2 separate regions of the Mus musculus genome follow, and region 2 is linked to region 1. The links are chromatin loops, found by intact Hi-C in ENCODE. Cell type or tissue: heart. All regions are shown on one strand. Links, peaks and the distances in the headings refer to the core of each region. The heading gives the core; the rest is flanking DNA.

Region 1 (8,319 bases), core at 206-8,205:
GCAGCAGTTCTAGCCAAGGGGGACTGGAGGCAACTATGTAAATAGTATGTAAATCGTATGCAAAGTCCATGCAAATCAGCACACTGGGTGGGACCTAGTTAAGGTAAGCGATCACTGGGGAGGGGGTGGATGTTCACCTACTCTCACCTCTCATATGGTTGATGATCGAAAGCTTGTCCCACTGGCAGGAGGGTGTCCTCTGCGGGAACACTCACCTTTTGGGACCACCTTCTGCTTCTGCTGCCGCTTAGAGTGGGCGTCCTGCCAGTTGGACAGTTGCTGGAGGACATACTTCATGTCCAGGTGGGAAGGGCCCAGGCCACTGGCCTCCAGGGCGGAGACCACCACATTCATCCTTGTGGTCTCGTCCACCTCCGGTTCCACCTCCTCCCAGGCCTCGGTCTCCTCAGACGCCTGCTCGTTCTCTTCTGCCTGCCCATCCTCAGCTGTCCCCACCTCTTCGATGGCCCCCAGCTCCTCCTCAGGAACCAACTCCTCTGGAGCCTCAAAATCTTCAGGTGGCTTGAGATCTTGAGCCGGTGGGGGTGGCATCGCCCTCTGCTCCTTCTTCCGCCCCTCCCTGCAGTGAGTGTCACGTCTAGGCAAGGAGACAGTGACGTCTTTCCACACGGGCCACCCCAACACTTCACTCCACACACCCTGATAGTCCCCCACCTCAGCTGTCCCAGCTAGGAGTGAGGGAAGAGGGCATCATTGTGGAGGCTTCCAAAATGCCAGCCCACGCCCCCAGCAGGAGGAATGAGGGTTATCAATACCAAGGAGGTTCCTTCCTCTTCACTCCCACCCTTCAGCCTAGAGCAGAGCAACTGGGATATCTCATCCCAGAGCCAGTTGTCATAGAAATAAATCCATTATAGTAAGGCTCAGATGGGTCAGATGGCTTGCCCAAAGAACCCAAAGCAGCCAAACTGGGACTGGGTCCCAGGGCTATTCACCTTCATCTCCAGCCACATTGAGTAAAAAGCCACCTAGAAGGTGAGATCTGAATGGAGAGGGCACAGCCATTCCCAAAACAACCAGCAGATGAGCAGCCGCCCCCCCCAAAAAACACAGATTTCTCAGCGTTTTTCCGCTTACAGAACCAGCAACAAGGGGTTGTCTGGCGGCTGAAATGTGAAGACAGATGATGGGGGGTGGGGACCTTAGCCAGGTCACCCCACGTTTGATGTCTCCCCCCCACCAACCATCTCATTAAATCCTTAACAGAGATCAGGACCTTCGGAACACTGAGGAAACTCAAACTGCAAATTCCTTGGGCCATAAACATTGAAAACTCACAGGGAGCACAGGCATGGTGGCACCTGTCCTGGGAAGGCAGAGGCAGGCAGATCTCTAAGTTCGGGGCCAGCCTGGTCTACAGAGTGAGTTCCAGGACAGCCAGGGCTACACAGAGAAATCCAGCCTCAAAAAGGAGAAGGCTGGTGAGATGGCTCAGCAGGTAAGAGCACTGACTGCTCTTCCAGAGGTCCTGAGTTCAAATCCCAGCAACCACATGGTGGCTCACAACCACCCGTAATGAGATCTGACGCCCTCTTCTGGTGTGTCTGAAGACAGCTACAGTGTACTTATGTATAATAATAAATAAATCTTTGGGCCAGAACAAGCAGGGTCTACCAGAGCGAGCAGGGTTGACCAGAGTGGGCAGAGGTCCTAAATTCAATTCCCAACAACAAGATGAAGGCTCACAAATATCTGTACAGCTGCAGTGTGTACTCATATACGTAAAATAAAGAAATAAATCTTTAAAAAAAAAAAGAAGGAAGAGAAGAAGATGGGGAGGGGGAGGAAGAGGAAGAGGAAGAGGAGGGGAGGAGGAGGATGGGGAGGAGAGGAGAAGGAGGAAAGGAGGGGAGGAGGGAGGGGAGGAGGAGGAAGGAAGGAAGGAAGGAAGGAAGGAAGGAAGGAAGGAAGGAAGGAAGGAAGGAAGAAAGAAAGGAAGGAAGAGAAAGAAAAAAGTCTCAGGTGGAAATGACTGATCCCCATGCAGAGTCCGCAGAGCTAGGCAGTGTGAGCGAGGCAGGATAAGGAGGCAGGAAGGATGCCTGAACATTAGGAGGTCAGAACATTAGTGTCAACCATTCTCCACTCAGAAAAGGTAGTTGGCACTGGGTGGACCAAAGTGAGCATGGCTGAACCAGGCAAGCCTGAGGATCCCAGCTACACACACCTCTCCATGAAATACGCAGGGTCAGTGATGAACTTCCTCAGAGATGTTCGGAGCTCCTCAGCCAGTGTCTCTGGGAAACTTGGAAGTGCATCCTACAGCAAAGAGGGGAGACATTCCACCCCAACACTCAGAAGAAATAATCTGAAGGCAGAAATCAGCCAGCAGGGCTGAAACCCAGGGCACACCGAGGTAAAAAGAGCACCCTCACCAGAGGCACACTGTATCCATAGTGGGTGACAGAGCCTGCGGGCATGGAGGAGCGCTGGCGATGACTCTTCCCATCCTCCTGGCGGTCACGAGGCCTGCTCCCATAATCCTGCATGTAGGAGCCAGCTCGCAGGCTCTGCTAGGACCAGGGGTTTCCAGTCAGGCACTCTGCCTGCTCTTGCTTTAGGCACAAGCAACGACCCCAGCTCCAGACCCAAACAGTGCGATTCTGGGTGACCCTGGCCAAGATCCTGATCTCTACCCTCTCCAGACCTCAAACGAGCTGATATCTGCTGGACCGTGGGCCAGTCAGGGTGGAGGGCAGTAAGGCTCTGCCTGCAACTTGCTTGTCTTCTTTGGAGAGCCAAGTTGTCCCTCCGGGGGGCCTGCATTCCAGATCTTTGCCTAGGAATCATAGAACCTCACCTCCGAGTGGATCCCCTTCTCTGAGGCCAGCATCTGCTGCAGTTTCTCTGTCTGGGCCCCATACTGTAAAAAAAACCATGAGGTGTGAGACACACCCCCCCAAGGCCTCCCACTCCTGCACCTCCTACCCCACCAGTCTTCCCATATCAGAGTCTCTGACAGTCACAAGGAACAGGAGTCATAAAGTGGGGGTCATGCAGCCTGGTTTTGGGAGTGTGTAGGATTCTCTCTGGGTGGACTTGGTTAGGGACGTGGCTGGGCAGGATGAACAGCTCTCCCGTCATCTCTGCCAACTCTGATGCCTACACAGGGAAGGGCTTTGGGCCTGACAGAGCAGCTTACAGACTGACAACGCTGTTGTAGCTTGGTGATCTCGGCCTGCAGCTGAGTGATCTCTTTCTGCTGCCTCTCATAGCCTTCCAGCCTCAACACCAGCACTTCCGATAGCTCTGCCATCTGCTGGCTGGCTTCAGCTATAGGACAAGCACAGATCAGCCTGGCTCTGAGTCTCGGTCCCGTCACCCCCACAGAGGTCCCTCTGGACTTTGGCATTCTTCCCCCAGGTCTTCTTTTTGGAGAATCATTTATTGACACAGAGCAGGGGACTGGAGAATGTCTTGGTAAGACCTGATCCCTTGTCCACACCAGGCACTCTCAACCCCAATAGAATGAGGTACAATGGAGCCAGTGTCAAGGGAAGAGAAGAGGAAAGGGTCCCAGAGGTGGAGCATGTGACCAACTCAGTGCTGCAGAATCTGGGAAGGGCTCTGGAAGGAGCCTCTGGCTATGGAAGCCCCACCACACCGAGAAGGAAGATGCAGGGAATGGGCAGGGGGGAGGGGGAGGGGCAGGGCAGTGAGCAGAGACCAGATCGCAGAGATGGGGGAAGGGGTTGCCGTTATCCTTGGACCAATGGGAAGCCATTTTGGAATTTTTGTCACAGAAACTCATCCTGGCTGGGTAAAAAGGGACCTGGATGGGTAGAGAGACCCCATTATATATTATGAGGTGTCCTGGGCTAGAGACACTGAGACTTGCCAGCTGTGGCTTGCAGGGGAAAGAAGGACAGAGATGAGATTTGGAAAGAGCATAAGCCAGATGCTATATATCCCTTTGAATCTGCATCTCAGTGGGTAGGCTTGAGGTCCTCAGGGACTGACGAAGGCTAACTTGGTGCTAGGCACAGCCTAGAATCAGTGTGTGACTGTGAACTGTCTCAGCCCTAAGTGCCCAGGCTCTGGCAGCTCCTGGCTTCCTCCCTGCCATCCTGTCCACCCTGCCAGCTTGGACTGTTCCAAATAATAGACAGACCCTAATGGCCTCTATGTGTTCTGCAGTGCTCTACCCTTCCTGGGCGCGTGCTCTCCCCGCCTGTCCCCCCTCTCTCCAGAGTCCCACATTAGGTGGTCTTCAACACCTGACCCTCCTGTCTCTGACTCCTGAGTGCTGAGGTTCCAGGTGAGCTTCCACCACGCTCAACAATGGTTCTCAAAACCCTGAGAAGATGAGGAGCAGGCCGTGGCTATCAGTCCTCATTCTAAAGATGAAGGTTCAGGGAAACCAAGGAATCTGTCTGGGCTACCACAGCGGCCAAGTCCCAGAGCCAGGACCTCAGCTCTGCTCTCCAGGCTCCAAACCCTTAGCTCATCCTCTCATCTCTTGGGACAGTGCCCTCCTCTGAATTAACGGTGTCACACGTACAGAACTGCTCCACACATTCCAGAATGAGCATCTGCTCTTCGTCCTCCAGGTTGTCAAGGTGGGAGGCCTGGAGGAAGGGAAAAAGGAAGGGGTGAGGCTGTCACCATCCCCTGCCCAAGGGCGCGCCCTCCTCACTGTCCTCACCTCCTCTCGCAGGTGGTCGTTCTCTTCCTCCAGAAGCCTGAGCTTCTGCTGCAGGGTTTCCAGCTGTGGGCAGCGGTGCGCTGTCTCAGCCTTAGGGTGTCTGGCAGGGGGGGGAGGGCGATGATGAGAGTCAGACTGTAAGGGCTGGAGGATCCCAGTCCCCAAGGCTTCCCCAGCAATGACAGTGTCAGCAGGCCCATGCCCATTTATAAACGAGCAACTGAGGCTCAGAGAACGGATGATCCCGGGCACAAAGGCCGAACACGTACGGCTTGGGGGCACCATAGGGGTGGTCGTGCTGCTGGTCTTGATCCCTCTGTCCTTCTCGTTCCTCCTCTTCGCCCTCTTCCTCGTCTTCCTCGTCTTCCTCATCATCATCGTCATCAGAGTCTGAGTAGAGCTGAAGAAGGTCATCTCGCAGGTTCACCTGCTTCCGGAGATGTAAAATCTAGGGCAGGGGAGAGAAGCCACGGAAAGATGAGCACAAGGGGGCAGAACGGGTGCTAGTCTGGGGAGGGGACACACGGAACTCTCCCTGGTCCTTAGGAACCCAGATACCTCCTCCCTGGCTGAGCCCAGCATGGTTTCCAGCTTATTATTCTCCTCCATCAAGACACTGTTCTGTTTCACCAGGGACTGGCCGATCCGGGCGGCTGTGTTCAGGTCCCGTTCTTTCTGCAAAAGAAGAGCCAACCATTCCAATTCCTTCGAAGTTTCCGGGACCTCCCAAACAGGAGGGAGAAACCAGGGCTAGGTCACAAGAAGACTATCTCTCCAGCACCCAGTCATCCAAGTACCAAAGACTATTAACCATCTCCTGGGTCTGATAAGATCAGTCCAGATTGGTCCTCTGTAATCTACTTGCCTTCCAGGAAAGGGGCCTTCAAGTTGGCTCCCAGGCAAGAAGAAAACAGACAAAAGCCCGAAGTCCTGTAGGGCAGAGTTAAAATGAGGGCTGGCCTGAGTGAGGAAGGCGGTACCCACCTCTTCCAGCAAATACAACATCACTTTGACATCATCTTCGGTGATCTTCTTCGTGGGTGGTGGATTAGGACACAACGCTGCAGGAGGAAAGGCCCAAGTGGGTCAGGGAAAGGAGCCGAGGCTGCCCATAGACCACTACACCCCTCACAACAAAGATTGTGAGACTGCACTCCATCTGGCCCTAACACCCTCTCCACAGCTCCGGATCTCCCCACTCCTGCTTTCTCAGGAGGGGCCTGGATGCTGTAAAGGCAAAACCATCCTCTGGGCTCAGGAACTGGACTCTCAAGACCCCTGGGTCTCTGGGCCCCTCGAGATAAGAAGTCAGGGAAAATACTGGGCTCATCATGCCCACCCCCAATCGGCATCTTAGCCATCACTGGAGTCTCCTCGATCATAAAAACAAATGCAGTCACCCATCCTAAACCTGTTGCTTGTCACAGGAGGGCCAAGTAGACTTCTTCAGCACCCAGAAGCGGGCACCTGAGCCTAAAATTGCCCCCGCCCAGAAGAGGAGGGACAGAAGCCCAGTGCCCCGCCCACTCCTCCCTCTTCATTCCAGCTTCGGAAAAGTACGACCCAGACCCCCTGAGGACAAGTAGTGGTCAAAGGCTCCCCTACACACACACCTCTACCCACCCACGCAGGCTGGTTCCTGCGGGCTAGCGCAGGCTCAAAGCGCACCCGCAGCCCCCGCCCCTCTGCTGGCACTGCGGTAGACGGGGAGGGGGCACTGAGAGTGCGCAGATCTGCCACAGCAACAGGCGCGAAGAGGCGGGCGGAGAGCGCGAGAGAGCTCTGGACCTGACGCACCCACAATAATCGGGAAACCGGAAAAGGGGGGGGGGGAGATGGGGAAAGAGAAACCAAACCGGCACCGCAGACTGTGGTCTCGCGGGGGTGGTGGAAAGGTGGAACTAAGAGCCACAAGGGGGCGGGGCGCCTGAGTCGGTGCACCCCCTCCTACCTGGAGATGCCCAAATAGTGCCCAATGCGGGATCCCCGAGACTCAGTTTACCTTCCTGCAGCTCTCGAATAAACGCCGCACGCTCAGGGCCGGACACGCCGGGCCTCCGGCCGATGTACGCGGCTGGTGTCTTCCAGATTCCCTCGGCCTTTCCAGTGCCCAGGCCAGTGGCCCGGGGACCGTAAGGCCCCTGGAATACGTAGCGGGTCCATGGTGCGTCCGAATCACCAATGATCATGGACCGACAAAAGCTTCCTGTCTTGGTTCGGGATCCTGATTTTTGTCCGGACCCGGTTCCCTGCGCTGGAGCAGGTTTGGGCTCCGCCGAGGGCTCCGGAGCGGGACCAACTGCAGGCTGGGTCGTGGGGGTGCCTGCTGCTGGGTCCCCCGACCCTGTCCCGTCTCCCGCACCGCTCTGCACCTGCTCTTTCGGGCGCATCTTGACTCCGCAGTCCGCTGCCGCAGCCGGGGCTTTATAACCTGTGCTCGGAGCGGGCTCCACTGGGCTGTACCACGCGTGGCGCTAGGGGTGACCGTTGATCAGTTAGTGGTGCCGAGGACTCAGGATCCTGCAAGAAAGCAGCCAGTGGTGACGAGATAGGAAGTAAATAAAAGAAGAAGAAAGAAAGAGATGAACTAGTGCCTAGCTTATTCCGTGGGGTCGAGTCCACGGTGATGGATTTCTCTTCCCTTCCATCTTCTGAGAATGGTTCTGTCCAAAGCCGCCGCTTCCCTGGACTTGAGTAGAGGGACCCGTAGCTTCTGCCTAGAAACAACCCCCCCTTCAGCCCCCCGCGCGCGCTCCCGCCACCCCAGCTTCCAGGGGCTTTCTGTGTTGCCCTACCCAACATTGTGTACAGACCGAGGTGACCTGAGAATCGAGGCAGTACGCCTGTGCCTTCCCAGGTAGACTAAGCGAGAAATCCAAACTCCGGTATGGCTTTCAACGTGTTGCGTGTCATCCACAGGTCCCTCTCACTCTCGCGCTCGCCCCTGGACGTCTTCCATCTTAGTGCGTTCACTCGTTCTTTATTTCCAACCCTAATTCTCAAGCCCTACAGTCCAAGCAAGCACCTGTTCTGTTCTTCAAACATTCCAAAAAGAACATCTTCGGAGGGGATCCTGCTTAAATGTTTCGCTGTGACGACTCTTCAAGATCCCCGTGTACACACACACACACACACACACACACACACACACACACACACCAAAACATCCGTTATCCCAGGGTCTGAACTGATCGATGTCGGTCTCCACGACTTTACCCGTGCTCTTCAGCTCATGGACGGACGTATGCTCCCCAGAAAAATGGCTACTTTGGAAGCTGGCTCTCAGTCCTGAATGAACTGGTTTAAGGGGTGGGAGCTAGGGAGGGCAGTAGCCATTTCTGTGCTTTTAGACTGGGAGACAGGCTAAAGGGAGATGGATGACTCATGGACTCAAGTCTCAAAATCGTTCTTGATGTTCTCCATTCTCCACCATCCTCCAGTGGACAAGGCTATTGACTTTACGTTTTTTAAAATATTTATTTATTTATTTTTTATATCTGGTGTATGAAGGTGTCCATGTCAACATCAGTTGTTGTCCGTCCCTTGCCACCTTATTTTTTGAGACAAGGTTCCTCACTGAATCTGGAGTTCAGCACTTTGACTAGACTGTCTGGCCAGCGATTCCCCAAGACATCCACTTAACTCCACCCTAC
Region 2 (8,319 bases), core at 73-8,072, 340 kb after region 1:
AAGAAAAGAAAAAAGGTAAGCCAACACCGGAATTCATCTCTTTGCTTCCTGACTTCTGAGACAATGTGTCCAACTGTCAAACACAATGTGTCTACCTGCCTCTGGTTTCTGTCTCATTTGGCCTGAGCTGGCATTTGGCCAGGCCTCTCATTGTACCTTCTGACTGTAGGCCTGTTGTACCTTCTGACTGTAGGCCTGTTGAACAAACCTTTCCTTCCTAAAGTTGCCTCTGTCAGGCACTCTGAAACAAGTAGCTGTCCCAAGGCCAGGGAAGAGTCCTTTTCTCAAGTGGCCCTAAATGGCCAGCTCAAGCTCAGCTAAGGAGAACAAGCTGGAAGATGCTTTCCTCTTTGGGGATCCATAGAAAACACAAAGGTTCTGGCTTTCCACATCTTCTCCTGCTCCTCCACCCCCCCGACCCCCACCCCAGACTCTCAAAACAGGCCAGAACTGTTGTCACGTAGGAATCAGCAAGTCGAGGCCAGGAGGGTGGGGAGGAGGAGAGATGCTAGGCTCTAGAGGGCCATGCAGGAAGTAGGGCAGCTGGGATTTGGCCAGGCCTCTCCATGGGCATCTGGAGTTCAGGAGGGTCTGTGGCTATGGATCTCACCACACCCAAGGAAACCTTAGGCAAATAAACAAGCAGCCAACACAGCAAGTCCTGTGCAGGGGCCGTGGGCATGGTGTGGCCAGCAGCAGGGAGCAGAGAGGCCAGGCCAGGGAACTGTTTAAAGAGGCCCCGTGGCCACAGTGGCGGAAAGACTGGAGCAGGGTGGGGGCACTGTAGTGGTTTGGAGCAGGAAGCTGGACTTGGGATGGTTAGGTGGAACTTGGCTGCTTCGAAGTAGAAAGAAAGGTGTTGATTCAGCTCTGTCCTCGTTCACGCTTCTGAGTGAGGGCATACGTTGTTTGCCTTCCATTTAAGGTCAAACTGGTCAACAAGACAGACAACGGCCTACCTCTCCATTATTCTGAACCCCAGTTCTGCTTCCAGGCCTATGACTGGGCTTTGTCATTGGAGAATATTCTACCTCCAGATTCTCAGTAGAGGGGAACAGAGGCACCAACCCTGACCTGTTGTCTGCAGGTCCCGATACCCCTGATTTGCTTGGAGGAGAAGAGCCCAGAAGTGACAGGATGCTTTGCCACCCTGATCTATGATCCCGAGACACTCATCCATGCTGTTCCTCAGCTTCCTCAAGAAAGTGCGAGCCAGAGACACAGATCAACACGCCTCAGCGGAACGTTAGAGACGTGGTGAACCTGGGGGGCGTTGGCTCACACCTGTCATCCCAGGGCTTAGGACTGCTGTGAGTTCGAGGCCAGCTTGGGCTATATATACAGTGAGTTCCAGTCTAGGCTACAGAGTGAGAGCCTGACTTCAAAATAAAAGAGAACAGACACAGAGAGACAGAACTGCAGAGCCATGGAGCCAGAGAAAAAGAAGCGTGTGTGTGTGTGTGTGTGTGTGTGTGTGTGTGTGTGTGTGCGTGTGGGTAGGGACAGAAAAGATAGAGGGGAGGGAGAGGCAGAGATGGAGCACACAGCAGAAAGAAGACAAACACATTCAAGGCAGAAGGAGGCCCCAAGAACCACACAGACAGGCAACCTAGAGATTCAGGATCCCGAAAGAAACCCTAGAGATGAGGTGCTAGGTGCTAATTGTCAAGTCCCTCAGGGTTTGAGGGAGTCCCAGGAAGGTGGTAATACTGCCTTCTGTCCCCAATACTAAGGCACTGCAGGTGCCTGGTCCTCAGGCACCACTGTCAAGTAAGTCAGCCACTGGCCACTGGAACTGGTTGGTCCCCCAAGGTGAGTGAAGGGCACTGAAGAGGGCAGGGGGGCTGTGAGAGAGGGAGGGGCCTAGGATGCACACTGTAGGGCATCGGGTTAGGTGTGCAAGGGTAGGCACGTGAGACTTGGTGCCCAGGGATGGCTTGTGAGCCAGGTGGCATGCCGGGTATAAGTACTCAAGTGTGGATGGGTGTGTCCATTTACAAAAACAGAACAAAAACAAACAAACAAAAAGAAACAAAAAAAAAAAAAAACTTGCAGTGTTAAGGAGACCAAAGTGACAGGTAGGTTGGTCCCCAAACAGCTCGGTAAGAATCCTGATTGAACAGAGCTGGTCACAACAAAAAGAGGTGACAAACCTTTGTTTTCTGGGCAGACAGGATGTCTAGGTGCCACGGGGCACTCCACAGCAGCCTAGAACAACACGCGCCATTCATTCTCATCAGGAATGATCCTAGACATCAGCAAGCTGACCCCCAACCTCACGAAGAACCAGCCCCCCACTCCCCACTCCCCACCCCCCACCCCCCACCCTGGCTGTAGATGTGAGAAAGCATGGTGGGAATGGGGTGAGGGGGCTAGGAAGCATGCTGGATATTCAGCCTTCTCTTCCTCTGGTCTAGCTTTCATCCCTCTTGCTGCTGCACGCAAGCCGATTTCGTTCTTGCTCCTTGGGAACAGAAAGTCCTACATCCTTGCCATGCTGGGAAGAAAAACAAGCTCCCCTCGACTTTCCCTCCCACTCAAGTATCACAGGACATTAAAAAAAATGTCCTAATTTTGAGTTAGAGAATGAGGTCAGGAGGCCCGGGGGTGGGGGGTGGGTGGGGGACGGGACTGCTTATTGGTGACAACTGACAATTTTCATTTCACCTTGAAACTCCTTCCTTGTCTAGACATATGTGGCCCAAGCCCAGGTTTATGAGCACTCTAACAGGGGAGAGATGTATAGGGAGGGAGTTCACCAAATGGCACTTATGGTCACAGACTTGTCTAGCCAGGTCCCCTGTCACCCAAGTGGGGTACAAAACAAAAGAACCACTAGGAGGCCACAGAAATAAGTCTCAATATCTTAAAGTTTTAATGGTATGGTGGCATGGGCCTCTGATCCCAGTTGCATGAGAAACTGAGGCAGGAGGATTGCCTCACGTTTAAGGCCAGCCTGAGTAACTTTGTCAAACTTTGGCTCCCCAAAACAAACAAAACAAAACCCTCTGGGATATGACTCAGCTACAGACCACTGGCCTAGCACAGACAAAATCCTGGGTTAAACCCCCAGTAATGAAAAAATAACAATAATATATATTTTATAAGATCTGGTTAATGAAATGTCCAATAAGGTCGCATGTATCCCAGGCTAGCCTCAAACTTTATATAACACAGGAAGAACTTACGATGCCCCTGACTCCACCTCCCAAGCTCTGGGATTATAGGCACGGTCTGCCATATACCACACTTGGTTGTGTGCGGTGCTGGCGGCCTTGGGCATGCTTGGTAAGCACTCTACCAACTGAGCTACAACCCCAGTCCCATGTTCAATAAATCATTTTCTAGCCTCCTGCCTTGACAATTATGCCTTCGTGACAACCTGGGAGAGCAGGCTGACAATCAGATTTCTCTGCTTCCGGTGAGGTGAGTTTCACAGCAGAATAACAGTGTAGAGAGATGGCTCCATTCTCCGGGTTCAGCCACCCCTGCCCTTGCTACATTCCTATGGCCAGGTCATGTCTGCACTGCAAGGACCGACCACTGGACACCGGACCTCGGCCTGCTTCCAGCCTGTAAAACAGCACACTAAGCAAGCATTCTAGCGACTGAACTGTATCTCCAGCCATGAGAGAGTGGACCTGATGCTTAGCCTGGTTGACTCTACACTTGATGGAAAGCAGCCAGAGCAGAACGCTTGAAAGTACCCAGCCTAGGGCCTGTGCCCTGCTTCCCTTGCCTAGATTTTAAGGGTACTCATGGATTGGCAGGCTTTGGTGGCCACCAGAACTAGAGCCAGGGCTTGAAGCTTTCCCTCCCTCCACTGGAGGGCAGCTCCCACAATCTTCAGGCAGGATTATTTGTCATCCTGGAAAAATCCAGCCTAGTTTGATCCCAATTTGTGGATTTCTGGAGGCGGGGAAGGCAGGGAGGTAACGCCCACAGGGAATTTTTTGTCGAGTTGGGTATCCAAGCCAGAGCTTGTTCCATCTAGGCACAGCCCCAAGTGGGCCCCTGCCGCTCCCCGGATCCTGCCTCGCCCAGCAGATGTAAGTCCGACACAGCCAGGAGAAGGTGAGGGGTTCTGGACAGCACAGAGATGGGAACCAGCAGGGGACCGGGGCTGGCAGGGGAGGAGTGAAGGGCATTTCCCTTTCTGGACAAGCTTTAAAAATTTTCCACCCCACCTCCACCCCCTGCAGATCGGCTTTGCTGTCCTACCCAGGAGGGGACACTTAGACCTGTTGAGCCATCACCAGGCGCCAGAGACCGGGCTAGATGCTCTTCTGCGAATTCTCATTAAATCCCTGCAGCTACCCTATGAGGTGGGTCCTAACCTTAACCCCATTTTCAAGTAAGGAAGCAAGGACAGAGGTCGAGGACTCAGTGCTAACCCACCCCAAGGTCTCTTGCCCTACAGCTCACTGCCTCCCAGCAAGAAGCTATCCCAGAAGCAGAAAGGATGGTAGGAAATGAGCAAGGGCCAATGAGATGGCTTCGATAAAGACGCTTGCTGCCAGGCCTGAGGATCTGAGTTCAATTCCCCAGTATCCATATACATGGTGGACCTCGAGAGTTGTCTCTAGCAAGTTGTCCTCCAACCTCCACCCACATGCCATGGCATGTAGATCTCTCTCTCTCTCTCTCTCTCTCTCTCTCTCTCTCACACACACACACACACACACACTTGAACATAACACACACACACACACACACACACACACACACACACACACTTGAACATAATACACGAGGAAGAATTTCCTGACAATGATGGTGTGTGTGGGAGGAGATCGTGGAATGCTGGATCTAGACAGTCATGAAAAACATGAAAAAAATCCCCTGCCCTAATCGTCTCTTCAGTCTGTCCAAAGGTTGGGGATGATCTCTGGAAGGTTCCTGGAGTCTTGACTGGGACTAGGTAGCACCCTCCCTCCCTCTGTTCCACACCCCGGGGGTCTTTACTTAAGTGGCTCACAAGGTCCCAAATTGCCTCTCTTTTCTGACTCAGGAATCTTGGCATCACAGCTGAGTTATCTCAGATCAGGTCTCCCAGAAAACCCTCCCTGGAGTTCTGGGAGGCAGAGTCTCATCCTAAAGCCCAAATCCCACATAAGAGGGCACAGTCATCCCAGGCCTGCCTTCATTCTCAGGGTCTGACTCTAAGACACTAGGCAGGATGGACCTGCTGATCCTGGGCCCTCTGGATTCTGGCATTTCCTCATTCCCCACCTCCTCTCGCCATCTATAGCCAAGTGCAAATGATGCAGATGACCCAGGGACACCAGAAAACCCAAGTCCCACGCTGATAGGCAACAGCTGTCACTCACTTGCTCCCAGAACAGAAACCCTTCGGTTCACTCCATTACTCCGAACTGCGAATATATTGCCCTGGGACACACAAAGGGTACTTGGGGTGACGAAGTTCACCTGCTGCCCTTCGGAACATTGTAGTGTCTGCTGCCCGTTGCTGCTTTCCGCAGCCCTTGGACTCTGGCATTATCCCGTAGAGCCAGCGGCTCCCTCCAACTTCCTTAGAGTTTTATCGCACCCGCCTACCGAGCCTAGTTGTCTCTGGGTGTCCCCTAGGTTTGAGACGGGCAGGAGACAGAAGGCTCTGCCTTGTCTTTCCGAGCTGACCTCGAGATCCTCAGAGTGTCTTACCTGCAGGAAAGAGATGCAGCCGGCGGTGGCCACCTGCTCTCGCCTGGTTTGCAGCGCAAAAGCTCTGGGCTCGCGGGCCGGGGCTGGCGGGCTGGGGGCGGGGACGAGCTGGGAGGGGCGGGGTCTCCAGTCCCACCCCAGTCCTGAAGGTGAGGAGTCGGTAAGCATTTTGAGGTTGTTGAGTATAGAGCAGAGAAACAGGGCCACTGGGAGTTCCGGTTTCTTTTCTTTTATCTCTTCCTTTCCCTTCTCTCCCCGTCTCATTTGAAATAGGGTCTTATGTAGCCCAGGACTACCTTGAGCTCTTGGTCCTCTAGCCTCCACCCTCTAAATGCTAGGATTACATACATGCATGTACCACCAATCATGCTTGCTCACGTATGTGTGGGCTCTCTCTTTCCTCCCTTCTTTTTCTTTCTTTCTCCCTTCCTTCCTTCCTTTTGTCATCATCATTGTCATGTTTCTCCTCCCCCACTGCCTCTTCCTCCTCATTTGTTTTTCCCAAGGCTAGGAAGGCTGCACTCAGGCCACATTTGAATTCAACTAGCACCAGTTTTTCTTCAGCTTCCTAAGTGCCAGGAGCACTGGCAACGAACCTACACTTGACTCTCGGAGGGTTAGAAAACCTGAGTCCTCCTGACCTTATACAATTCTATCTGACAGCCTGGTCCAGATGTTCACAAGCCTGGCTCCGCCAGAAGACCCCCCACCCCCCAGCCCAAAGCAGCAACAAGAACAGATTTGCCTGAGTCTCCCTCCCCTCAGTCTGAGGGTCTCACAAAATTGAAGATGGGTGGAGACACCCTTACCCCACCCCCTCCCTAACTCCTGCCTAAAGGTCAGCAATATAAAGACCCAGTGATTAGAGAGACATTAGGCATCCATCTTTTTCCTCTCTCCTGGCAACACAGGGCCCTCCTCCAAACCCCAAACCCCCCTGGCAGGTCCCTCAGCTGTCACTGTTTAGCACTGGAATGACAGGCGTCCAGACTCCGTGAGTCCAGCCACATTCAAGGCCACTGAGCTTAGCACTCTGCCCCCGCCCCCTCCTCCATCAGTCGCTAATTTTATTGACCTGTAAAAGGCACGTTCCTGGCTGGTGGTTGGGGGGGGATGACTCCTGAAGGGACCAAGGACACTCTGAGAAAGAGTTACCCTAGTTAAGATGGCTGCCCAAAAGAGTGGCTGTGAATTTTTAGCTTTAGCCAGAAAAGACTGGGAGAAGAGAGAATCAATTCTTTTCTATGCACTTTGAGGCAGGGCAAGAATGAAGCAGAAGAGATACAGGTTGGATAACAGGAAGAACTGTCATCCTTCTGTGGAATCTGCCCTAACCCTTCCATCCCTCCCCCCCCCCAAAGGTGGCTTGTGCCTGCTGGGCCTCTTACTACAGAAATAGCCCTTTCCCTGAAGAATCAACCTAGATCTTGCCTCTATTAAAATCAGAACAAAAAAAAATTAGGCCTCTCTGATTCTCCCTGCTCCATGCCTACCTGACTCCAGCCCTCCAATACTGGCTCTCGGATGCTTTTTCTCAAGTGAGAAGGGGGGACAAGGGGGGGGGTTGAAGAGTTAGAACCTGTCACAGGGTGGCAAGGAGACAAGGACTTTACATTCTTAAAGAGCCTCAAATTGAAGCTTTTTAGATCTAGGAATGAAACCCAGAGCCGCTTCTGTGATGGGTGTGTTCTCGGCCTGTGAACCCTGTCTTGGGCACCTCAGATTTATCCTGCTGGTGATCTACATGAGAACTTGGCAGACACAGAAGACATTTTTCCTTTCATTTCTTTTTTCTTTCTTTTTTCTTCCTTCCTTCCTTTCTTTTCTTTTTTCTTTCTTTCTTTTTTTTTTTTTTTTTTTTGAGACAACCCCAGGCGGACCTCAAACATACAATGTAGCCAAGGATGGCTTTAAACTTATCTTAGCTACAGTTATTATTCATTGTGTGTGCATGTGTGTGCCGGAGTGTGTGTGTGTGTTTGTGTGTGTGTGTGTGTGTGTGTGTGTGTGTGCTGGAGTATTTATGACTGCACTAGGATGCATGGGAGGAGGTCAGAGAAACAAGTTGGTGGCCCTCACCTTCCCCCAAGTTGGTCCTGGGGGATTGAACTCAGTCAGTCAGGCCTGTAGGCAATACTTTACCCAGTGAACGATCTCATCAGAGCATCCTCCTGTCTCTACCCCTCCAGTGTTTAGAATCCAGGTAGGCACTCGCCATGCTGGCTTTATGCAGTTCTGGACATCAAACCCTGGGCTTTGTACACTGTAGGCTGAGCTCTGACAACTCAGCTAGTCCAAAGGGTAATATTTTAACATTAAAATTTACTCAAGCAGGTAAGTGTGCAAAGAGGGGTAGAAGATAGGCCTTACAGTGGAAACAAAGACATCTGCGAGGGTGCGTTCATCTCTTGACTAGGAGGAGGCATGGCACACTAATGAAGCTTATTTTCCATCAATTACACTTCAAAATAAAAACCGTTACATATTCTCTACTACACCTTTAATTTATGAAGAGCCTCAAAAACAAAAACAAAACCTACAAGGTGCTTGGGCAAGGGAGGGATGTTGTAGTTCTTAGAACATCATGGCATAATAATTCTCCTGCGTTCATCTTCCAACTCCATCCAATGTGTTTAAGATCTCTGCAGCAGAATA

What was found. Hi-C counts contacts between places; a loop is a spot of excess contacts. Peaks named below come from ENCODE experiments on the same cell type or tissue, not always from the same donor. Only the 100,000 strongest peaks of a DNase experiment are listed, where the experiment ranks them.
Region 2: it touches region 1 in a loop (2.3-fold over the local background); 8 of 42 quality-filtered maps call a loop at or near these places.

Annotation. Positions count from the first base shown.
Region 1 is chr11:100,349,022-100,357,340 of GRCm38, forward strand. It overlaps Hap1 (huntingtin-associated protein 1), which reads right to left and starts at 7,120. Exons shown (of 13, transcript NM_177981.2): 1 at 6,669-7,120; 2 at 5,651-5,727; 3 at 5,225-5,341; 4 at 4,936-5,114; 5 at 4,667-4,766; 6 at 4,523-4,589; 7 at 3,164-3,294; 8 at 2,822-2,884; 9 at 2,397-2,531; 10 at 2,189-2,280; 11 at 216-598. The coding sequence starts at 7,056. In heart, for the core only: CTCF peaks have their summits at 3,285 (motif pointing left) and 6,582 (motif pointing right); DNase peaks (open chromatin) are centred at 6,240, 6,430, 7,040 and 7,380; H3K4me3 peaks cover 2,648 bases; H3K27ac peaks cover 1,843 bases; H3K27me3 peaks cover 3,583 bases.
Region 2 is chr11:100,686,737-100,695,055 of GRCm38, forward strand. Zfp385c (zinc finger protein 385C) reads right to left here and starts at 5,730. Exons shown (of 9, transcript NM_001373887.1): 1 at 5,665-5,730. Gm38483 (a long non-coding RNA gene) reads left to right here. Exons shown (of 5, transcript XR_880214.3): 2 at 1,088-3,421; 3 at 3,516-4,074; 4 at 4,203-4,325. It overlaps Dhx58 (DEXH (Asp-Glu-X-His) box polypeptide 58), which reads right to left. Exons shown (of 13, transcript NM_030150.2): 13 at 8,148-8,319. In heart, for the core only: a CTCF peak has its summit at 3,831 (motif pointing right); no DNase peak of the experiment used is centred there; H3K4me3 peaks cover 902 bases; H3K27me3 peaks cover 4,047 bases.